Linked DNA regions of Homo sapiens: all the other regions are linked to region 2. The links are chromatin contacts, found by Hi-C or POLR2A ChIA-PET in ENCODE. All regions are on one chromosome and are shown on one strand. The core of a region is the stretch at or near the end of the contact, and the rest is flanking DNA. Distances in the headings are between cores, read along the strand shown.

Region 1 (3,312 bases), core at 659-3,158, 230 kb before region 2:
TTTCACACCCACATCCAGACATATGGGGCTCTTCAAAATAGAAATATCAGCACAGAACCAGCAAAGTGAGTCTGAAACGTGGCCAAGGGAACCAGAATTTGAAGGACTCACTAAAAAGACATCTAGATTCTATCAATTTTAGGAGTCCACAACTGAAATGGCACTAAGGAATTATAATAATAAAAGCAATAGTAGTCGGTGAGCAATGAGCAGTGCTCTGTGTGCAGTAAGTCAATCAGGCACACCCCACGCAGCAGTCTGATGTGCATGATCCTGTTCCATCTCCTCACTACCTTGGGAGGCACGAGCTTTAACACGTACCTTGTAGATGAGGAAGCAAAGGCGTGGTAACATGCCCAAGATCACACAGTCAGTGGAGTGGTGGAGTCAAGACTCAAACTCAGAAGCTCTACCCTGTCCCAAATGTGTTTTTGCCCTGACAGAGGCCCTTAGGCCATCATATTATAAAGGCTGACACTCACCTGGCTTTTTTTTTTTTTTTTTTTTTGAGATGGAGTCTTGCTCTGTTACCCAGGCTGGAGTGCAGTGGCGGGATCTTGGCTCAATGCAACCTCTGCTTCCCAGGTTCAAGCAATTCTCTGCCTCAGCCACGCGAGTAGCTGGGATTACAGGTGTGCATCACCATGCCTGGCTAATTTTGTATTTTTAGTAGAAACAGGGTTTTGCCATGTTGGCCAGGCTGGTCTCGAACTCCTGACCTCAAGTGGTCCACCCACCTCGGCCTCCCAAAGTGCTGGGATTACAGGTTTGAGCCACCGTGTCCGCCCTCAACTGGCTTTTGAGCCAAATGGGCTCCTATACCGACACCACAACCCTACAGATGAGGCACCGAGGCTCAGAGTGTCTAAGTAATTTTTTCTGTAAGTTTTATAAGTCAGGTAACTAACATTTATTGAACATCCACAGTGTTAGGTGTTCTGCTTACTGCTTTTGGGGCACTGTCTCAGTTAGTGATTTAGTTACATTTTGTTATATTAGGGCACTTGCTCTACATTCCTAGAACACTAAGAAAGAGTCCTCCCTCAGCCAGCTCCCAGGTATCTTTCTAGAGTCATCCCATATAGTTAAGAGGGAATTTAGCTCTCATGGCCAGGGGTAGGGTTTGCCCAGTAGGGTTTGCCCATGTGGATGCTGTCAATTCAGCAGGGCCATTCAGCAGTTCCATGTGAGGAAATGCATCTCCAAGCCACATCCTAAACACTAATACCAAAGAAAGTGAGGTGGCTGGGTACACACTGCACTCCAGCCTGGGGAGTACAGCGAGACCCTATCTCAAAAAAAAAAAAATAGGCCGGGCACAGCGGCTCAAGCCTCTAATCCCAGCACTTTGGGAAGCTGAGGCGGGCGGATCACCTGAGGTCAGGAGTTTGAGACCAGCCTGGCCAACATGGAGAAACCCCATCTCTACTAAAAATACAAAAATTAGCCGGGTGTGGGTGGCACGTGCCTGCAGTCCCAGCTACTCGGGAGGCTGAGGCAGGAGAATCGCTGGCACCCGGGAGGTGAAAGTTGCAGTGAGCCGAGATCGCTCCATTGCACTCCTGCCTGGGCGATAAGAGCAAAACTCCGACTCCAATAAAAATAAAAAATAAATTTAGAAAGAGTTTTTTTTTTTTTTTTTTTTTTTTGTAAATCGAGGTCTCCTCAGTTCTTGGATCCCCATGAACCCGGCCTGGAACGGCGTCTAGGGTGCAGGGTCTGCAGGGGCAGGGCTGGGGTTTCTCCCAGGGAGGAGTCTGTTTGGGCTGCAGTTTCCCATGCATTGCCTCACTAACGTCACGTGGGGCGCTGTCCTAAGCAGGAAGAACGGTGAGCTGGGAGAGAGCCCCACCTGGTGGCAACAGGCAGAAGGGCAGCCAGGGGATGCCCCAAGAGAAGGTGGTTTCCAGGACAGGCACCTGCCCTTTCAGACCCGTGCTTTTCAGCGGTAGAGGCCTCTCCTGTTTCCTATCATCTCCGCACAATTACTACCGATCTGCAGGGCGAGTTTGGTATTCCCCCTGGTGAACCATGAGTAGGCTTCATCTGCCAGTAAAGCAGGTGAACAGGAGGACTTAAAGGATTTGTTTCTTTGATCTACAGAAAAGACACTGGGCTTTGGAGGGCAAATCCTAAGCTGGGCACTCACATCGCGACAACACTCACTTGCCTTCCATTGTAAACGAAGGAAGAGCAGCTTCCTAGGGCCTGAGGTCACTTCAGGCTCACACCCACCCCTGCCTGTGATCTGCTGAGGGAGCAGGGCCTTTCTAGGAGGGGCGGAGCAAGGCCCAGGTCGTGGCTCCGGCTGCTACAGTACATGCCCCCTTTTCCCCTTGCTCACCAGAAAAAATGGAAACCTCTTGACTAAATTATAAATTTTCTCGGGGCACTGCTCCCCTCTATGGATTCTTGGCCCAATAAAGCCTACTAGGGCCTCCTGAGCACGTCTCAGTGGCTCCCCTCCTCTCCATACCTGCTCCTTCCCCAGTCTGGTGCAGGGCCACTCACTACTGGCCAAACGCCCACTCCATGCCACACTCTCAGCTACCACAGAACAGACACGAAGGGAGAGGTTTTTGTTTGTTGAGATAAGGTCTTGTTCTGTCACCTAGGCTGGAGAGCAGTGGTGCGATCACAGCTCACTGCAGCTTCTGCCTCCTGGGCTCAAGGGATCCTCCTGCCTCAGCCTCCCAAGTAGCTGGGTCTACAGACGTGCACCACCATGCCTGGCTAACTTTTGCATTTTTCGTAGAGATGGGCTTTCACCATGTTGCTCAGGCTGGTTTCGAACTCCTAGGCTCAAGTGATCCACCCGCCCTGGCCTCCCAAAGAGCTGGGATTATAGACATGAGTCACCACGCCCAGCAGAGGGGGAGATTGTATGTATTCTGAGAGGGAAGGCGCTGGGCCATGGCAGAAACAGACCAAAAGGAACAACCCAGCCTGACACAGCAATGACCCCAAAGAGCTAAGCTCCCAGCCAGACTGAGGGGAGGAAAACTGAGGCTGAAACAAGATGAGGCCATTTTCTTTTTTCTTTTCTTTTTTTTTTTTTTTTGAGGGAATCTCGCTCTGTCGCCAGGCTGGAGTGCAGTGGCTCAATCTTGGCTCACTGCAACCTCCGCCTCCCGGCTTCAAGTGATTCTCCTGCCTCATCCTCCTGAGTAGCTGGGACTACAGGTGCACACCATCACGCCCAGGTAATTTTTGTATTTTTAGTAGAGATGGGGTGTCACCATGTTGGCCAGAATGCTCTCAATCTCTTGACCTCATGATCTGCCCGACTCCACCTCCCAAAGTGCCAGGATT
Region 2 (3,227 bases), core at 555-3,054:
TTGCTGCTCTTACCGTATTTCCCACTTATACTCCCTTTGTTTTTGTTTGTTTTTGTTTTTTTCTCATAACCAATGGGAAACAAACCAATCCCTCTGGGTTTATCCTGTAGTTCTTTTTCTTTTTCCTTTCTTTGTTTTGTTTTGTTTTGTTTTGTTTCTGAGATGGAGTCTTGCTCTGTCACCCAGGCTGGAGTGCAGTGGTGCAATCTCAGCTCACTGCAACCTGTGCCTCACAGGTTCAAGCCATTCTTCTGCCTCAGCCTCCTGAGTAGCTGGGATTACAGGCGCCCACCACCACGCCTGGCTAATTTTTATATTTTAGTAGAGACGGGGTTTCAGCATGTTGACCAGGCTGGTCTCGAACTCCTGACCTCAGGTGATCCACCCGCCTCGGCCTCCCAAAATGCTGGGATTACAGGCGTAAGCCACTGAGTCTGGCCTATATTTAAACATTTTGGCTGGGCATGGTGGCACATGCCTGTAATCCCAGCTACTTGAAAGGCTGAAGGGAAAGGATTGCTTAAGCCCTTGAGGAGTTTGAGGCCAGCCTGGGTGACATAGTGAGACTCCCTTTCAATAAAAAATTAAAAGTCAAGAATAATTAAATATTTGGTTGGTTATTTTTAATAATGTGAGCAGCTTCAAACCCACCACCATAAAATAAAGGCTAGGACTTTAACAATAACCCAAGTAACATACTCCACCTCCCATCCTACCCTGACCAGCCCATTCTCTGCTGTCCCACCCAAGGCAACCATTGTCCGAATTCCATGTGCACTTTTTTTCTTTTTACATGGTTTGCTTTATTTTTATTTATTTTTATTTATTTATTTATTTACTTACTTACTTACTTTTTGAGATGGAGTCTCGCTCTTGTCGCCCAGGCTGGAGTGCAATTGTACGATCTCAGCCCACTGCAACCTCCGCATCCAGGGTTCAAGCAATTCTCCTGCCTCAGCCTCCCGAGTAGCTGGGATTACAGGCCTGCACCACCACACCCAGCTAATTTTTTTTGTATTTTTAGTAGAGATGGGATTTCACCATGTTGGCCAGGCTGGTCTCGAACTCCTGCCCTCAGGTGATCCACCCGCCTTGGCCTCCCACAGTGCTGGGATGACAGGTGGTGAGCCACCGTGCCCGGCCTGGTGCTTCGTCTTTAGTAGTTGCCCAGTTGTCTCCCAGGAAAGTGACTTGGGCCACAGAACCGTGGGTTTTGTCTTCATTCAAGGCCCAAACATCTCTACTGACCTGTGTCTGAGAAGCACACAGAGAAGTGTGGGCAGTTTCCTCAGTGGGAGCCGCCCTCAGAAAATCACTGATGAAGCAAGAAGTCAGGACACCACGGACACCACCAGCAGTTCATGCTGTGCGTGTGTTTGATCCACTGGTGACATTTGCAAGAGAATCCAAAAGCCCCTGTGGGAGGTGTGGAGGCATGCCGTATGCCTCATCTGGTGACACTGAGGAATGAAGAATTAGCAGTACAGGCTGGGCGCGGTAGCTCACGCTTGTAATCCCAGCACTTTGGGAGGCCAAGGCAGGTGGATCACCTGAGATCAGGAGTTCGAGACCAGCCCGGCCAACTGGTGAAACCCTGTCTCTACTAAAAAAATACAAAAATTAGCTGGGTGTGGTGGTGCACGCCTGTCATCCCAGCTACTTGGGAGGCTGAGATAGGAGAATCGCTTGAACCCAGGAGGGGAGGCAGAGGTTGCAGTGAGCCGAGATGGCGCCACTGTACTCCGGCCTGGGCAAGAGCAAGACTCCAACCAAAAAAAAAAAAAAAAAGAACTAGCAGTGCCCAGGGCTGTACACCAGGTGCCAGTACTGGCAGCAATTCTTCCAGTTATTGTGATAGATTCTCATGACGCTAAAATACCCACTTTGTTATTTAACCCTTGCTAATCCACAATGAGTTGCCAAGTACCAGAATCCTTTGTTACTAACCAGACCAGGCTGTTCATTCTTGAACAGCATTGGGCATCACTTTGTTTTAATAATTCTTGTATGAGAAGAGCACTCTTTTCCTTCTGATAGCAATGTGGCTCCAACTACTGGCTGATGTGAGACGGTACCGGCAGTTCCTGGCTGTGTATTCTGCCAACATTTAGAGAAGCCACCAGCAGAGGTCACCCTAAGCACGTAAAACCAGCAAGTCAGCACCTTGCCTTGGGCTACAGAACCCGAAAGCATCTAACCTAGTTACAGTCTCATAAGGGAACTGCATTCTTGGTCCAATCAAAGGGTCCACATGCCCCAACAGCAGTTAGGATGCTGGTAGACCACTGCGAACACAAGTTCCACTCCCCCAGAGATGGATTCACTCACCAAGGCATGATCAGAAGTGGCCTTCCTCCCCAGCAGCATTTACAAGCTGGAGTACAGTGCTTGGAGGGTGGTGGGGAACTGCCCTGGTTTTTTTGTTTTTTGGGGGACCCAGTTTCACTTTTCTTGCCCAGGCTGGAGTGCACTGGCGCGATCTTGGCTCACCGCAACCTCCGCCTACTGGATTCAAGCGATTCTCCTGCCTCAGCCTCCCAAGTAGCTGGGATTACAGGCACGCACCACCACGCCTGGCTAATTTTGTATTTTTAGTAGAGATGGGGTTTCTCCATGTTGGTCAGGCTGGTCTTGAACTCCCGACCTCAGGCGATCTGCCCGCCTTGGCCTCCCAAAGTTTTGGGATTACAGGCGTGAACCACCGCGCCTGGCCGCCCTGGTCTTTCAGTTAGAAAGCACCCAAATTGAGGTGCAGGAGGACTCACATGGAGGTGTCTGTGGCTGTGTCCCCCAGAAACCCTGCTCTGGACAAGGATGAGGTACCCCTGTAGTTAATGTCTGAGGATTCAGGGAGCCTTGGACCTGGTAGATGGGCAGCAAGGAGGGGCTGGTAAGACCTAAGAACTGCAGCCTCTGGAAGGGTCGTCTCCCCAGGGCCCCTCAGCACATGTATTCAGCTCCCCTTCTAGTGACTGCTGAAGCTTTCAGGCCTTTGGGGGTTTTGCCTCCCTGCGTTCTTCTCTGAAGGCTCCAAGTGCCTTCTTTCATGTGGGTCTCCCATCCGCTTTGTGTCTGCCATAATTTAGCTTTCGACAATGGAGTTCTGTCTTATCGATCCTACTCACGATCTATGGCCACATCTTTCCTTCCTCGCGCCCTCCCTTCCTTCCTTGCTTCGTGATCTCGGCTCACTGGAACCTCTGGCTCCTGGGTTCAAGAGATTCTCC
Region 3 (3,147 bases), core at 1-2,500, 200 kb after region 2:
GGCCAGGGAGTGGGCCTGCCTGCTTTGGCTCTCTGGTCCACCTCCACCCTGAGCGAGGGGCAGAGGAGGCTGGATGGGCGGCCACCCGCTGCCAGGGTGGGGATGTTTGCCTCATCCCACCCACCCTGCCAAACCTGTCTCCCTGCCACCCCCATGAGCGTGTCCCTTCTGCGGCCACACGCACAGGGAGTGCACACTGGCGTGCCACCTGGCACTGAGTGTCGCTGAGTGGCAGGAGGCAGGAAGCAGAACTGGTTGGGCCCTGCTTGTGGTGCTCTCTGTCCCTAATTAGATGTTTCCGGCAAGGCGGTGGCGCTATGACTACTCATCACCCGCCCACAGCTGTGGAGTATGGCAAGGCCAAACTAGCTTGGCCCTCTTCCTACTGCCTGGGGGCTTATGGGTCCCCTCCTGCTGGCCCTACTTGCCTCTACCTGGACAATGTTGAGGGCCAGGCTCAGAGCAGAGGCACGGACACCGAGGGACTGTGTCCAGGGCAGCTGCCCATCGAGGCCTGTCTCCTGCCTTGGCCTCTGTAAGTCCTCCATCTCTTGGATGGAAAGCTGCTGGCCCAGATGTTGGGGAAAGTGCCGGGTCCCCCCATCCAAGGCCTCAGGACAGGGCTGGGCATGAGGCCTGTCCCTGGCTCTCTGGGGAGAGTAAGTGAAGCAGATGCAAGGATGACCCCCTCCTGGGCCCCACTGACCACATGGGTGCTGCCCCAGAACATGGGGGTCAGCCCAGTTCTGAAGGTGAGACGGGGGCCCAGCATGTCAGCACAGTGCAGCTGGTTCTCAGCAGCCTTGCACCCTTATCAGGAAGGGCTGGTGCCCCCCGTGCCCATCTCCTCTGGTCCCCATAGGTCAGCTAGCAATCATCCAAAAGGACCCAGCACCAGCCAGAGGCAGGCCGGCCCGGTAACGCATGGGCCAGTCTCTTGGCCTTCTGTTTCCACGCTGTGAACTGCCACAGGTCGCCTCAGACAGTGTATTTTCCCTCTTTCCCAACCGCTTTTCACTGGGTATCCACAAAGAAGTTAAAACTGTGCCTCGGCCCTCGCGCCAGGGTGCCCGCCCAGAACAGTGGGAGCAGTGCTTCCTGTTGCAGCCCCCACCCAGCCAGGCACAGGCCCAGTGCCTCTGTGGGACTCCATCCAGGACTTGTTGAAATGGCCGATGATACAAAGGAGCCCCGACTTCACCCATGGCCAGCTTCCCTCGCCATCCTCCCTGCAGCCAAAGGACTCGCCCTCACCTGTTCTTTCTGAGACAAATCATCTGCCAGGTTTCCGCCTCGGGACACCCAAGCTCAGCACAGACAGCCTAGCAGCCTGGGTGACAGGATCCCAGGGGACAGGTAGGAGTCTCATCTAGCTGGCTGCCCAGGCCCATGCTGCTCTTCTGTCTCTGTCCACTGTGTGGCTGTCCACTCTCCCAGCCCCGCTCCCTGGCAAGCACAGCAAACATCTCCTTCGCTGCCAAACACGGCCCAGGAATGACTACAGGGTAACCATCCCATCAGAGGCCGGAGCTCTCACTATCCTCACTCCCGACACATCCTTGGGCCCCAAAGCTCACTCTCAGCTTTCCTGACCAGCTGGAAAGAGATCTGCCCAAGTGCCCACACTACCTAGTGGTAGAGCCAGGCTGGACCACATTCCTTGAAGGAAGCTCCAGTGTCCCACCGCCCAGCCTGCTGGCCTCCCTGAGCTCGAGTGTCCACCAGGCGAGTGGCAGAGCAGACTGTGGCCAGCCCAGTGACAGAGGGGAGGCTGGGAAGCAGTGGTGGGAGGCCTGGGAGAGGCCCTGGGATGCTCCTTGACTCCAGCTTCCAGCCTCAGTCTGTCCTCAGGTCCTTTCCTGGCCTGGAGATTTCACTCAGCATGGGGTGGGGCTCGGGGGAACCAGCTTCAACCCTGTTCCTGGAGCCCTTCCCTGGTGGGTCCAGGAGGTAGAATTTACCCCCTGGGTACAGGTGCCTAGGTTTATCCTCAAGGAACCAGCATTACTCCCTGTCACTCCAAGTCAATATTGACATAACAAAGGAAGGCGAGGGGAGGGTGGTTGGGGGGGTGGGTGGGGGAGCGGTTCAAGGTGGCTTCCTAGCCAGTAATCCTTTCAAATCTCCAGGGTGCTTGCAACCATCTTCACCTCTTCCCAGGGGAAAGATTCTGCCCCGGGAGTAAGAAGCTCTAGAATTCTGCCTTGGGGAGAGAGGCTGATGGGATTGTCAAACTGGGGCCCTGGAATCAGTGCTGTCGGGCTGGGGACCAGTGTCTCTGGCCTGTAAAACCTTCTCCCAAAACCTTCTGGGAGGCTTTGAGGGTCTCAGAGGAACCTGGCAGGAAGGTCAGAACTCAAACACTCCCACATTCCTGGGCCCTCCACTGGAAATGGGGTCAACGCTTAGCTGGTCACAACTTACCAGGAATCTGTGAGGTGAACGGAAACGTGCCCAGCTGGCTCTGGGGTCATGGTTGGCTGGTGATGGAATGGCCCAGCCAGGGGACAGGCCAGCACAAAACGCACCCCCACTCTCCAGCCATCTGAGGCACCCGAGCGTGGACTGAGGACAGTCCCTTTCTCATTGCCAAAAACTGTGGGAAAACTCTCCAGTGGGCCACATGACTTTCAGAGGTAAAATTAAGTTCTCTATCTTCTACCCTTTACTTGACCCACAGGATTCTCTCCTTGCCATGGGGATGAGGACAAATTCTCCCTTCATCCTTGAGATTGGACTCCCGCCACACATCCTGGAGGAGCCTACAGAGAAGCCGGCAGGTCTCCCTCACCTGGATGGTGCCAGCGGGTGGCCTGGACCACCCAGAGGCCCTCTCCTGCACCTGACAGGAAGCCCCTGGGGCATACGTCTCCCCTGCCACTTCCACTGTGGCCACTGGAAGTGTGGCAGAGAAAATAGCTAGGACAAAAAGAAGTCAATGATTTCAACCAACGGAATTTCTTTGTCCTTTGTAAAAATCAACACATGATCTGTTACTGATTGGGATGTGAAATAAAACTAAAAATAACAGCACACTGAGCCTGGCTCAGGGCTCAGCTCACCTTTACCACGGTCCAAGTTCAGTTTATCAGATCCCAAGGAGCAGCTAAGCAGCAAGTCAAACACAGGTGAGGGTGGAGGGCGGAG

The links. Hi-C counts contacts between places; a loop is a spot of excess contacts on that map. ChIA-PET counts read pairs that join two places held with the same protein, here RNA polymerase II (POLR2A). Pooled maps may share reads with other maps.
Region 1: a loop to region 2 is called in a pooled map, with 8 times the contacts of the local background. The contact joins two enhancer-like sites. A Hi-C loop is called at or near these places in 7 of 50 pooled maps. POLR2A ChIA-PET finds 5 or more read pairs at or near these places in 2 of 52 experiments (GM12878 and HEK293).
Region 3: a map of K562 shows a loop between it and region 2 (2.8-fold over the local background). The contact joins the promoter of OVOL1-AS1 here to the enhancer-like site in region 2. A Hi-C loop is called at or near these places in 22 of 168 maps with a recorded cell type or tissue (B cell, CD4-positive, alpha-beta T cell, CD4-positive, alpha-beta memory T cell and 14 more), 33 of 37 single-sample maps with no recorded cell type and 34 of 50 pooled maps. POLR2A ChIA-PET finds 5 or more read pairs at or near these places in 7 of 52 experiments (A549, A673, CD4-positive, alpha-beta T cell and 4 more).

The regions. Positions count from the first base shown.
Region 1 is chr11:66,221,392-66,224,703 of GRCh38, reverse strand. All of the region lies in intron 10 of PACS1 (phosphofurin acidic cluster sorting protein 1), which reads right to left. Among named protein-coding and RNA genes, the nearest start is that of KLC2, 35 kb to the left of the region's middle. RefSeq lists enhancers at 928-1,428, 1,429-1,929, 1,735-1,974, 2,035-2,134. Within about 2 kb of position 1,908, at least 4 of the 41 ENCODE cell types and tissues checked have a DNase peak (open chromatin) inside an H3K27ac peak, as active enhancers do.
Region 2 is chr11:65,988,033-65,991,259 of GRCh38, reverse strand. No RefSeq gene overlaps it. Among named protein-coding and RNA genes, the nearest start is that of EIF1AD, 13 kb to the left of the region's middle. RefSeq lists an enhancer at 1,829-1,898. Within about 2 kb of position 1,804, at least 3 of the 41 ENCODE cell types and tissues checked have a DNase peak (open chromatin) inside an H3K27ac peak, as active enhancers do.
Region 3 is chr11:65,788,971-65,792,117 of GRCh38, reverse strand. It overlaps OVOL1-AS1 (OVOL1 antisense RNA 1), which reads left to right and starts at 1,250. Exons shown (of 2, transcript NR_108085.1): 1 at 1,250-1,356; 2 at 2,681-3,117. The region is part of intron 1 of OVOL1 (ovo like transcriptional repressor 1); the gene reads right to left. It overlaps LOC124902693, which reads left to right. Exons shown (of 7, transcript XM_047427980.1): 6 at 1,034-1,356; 7 at 2,681-3,117. RefSeq lists enhancers at 101-260, 441-600.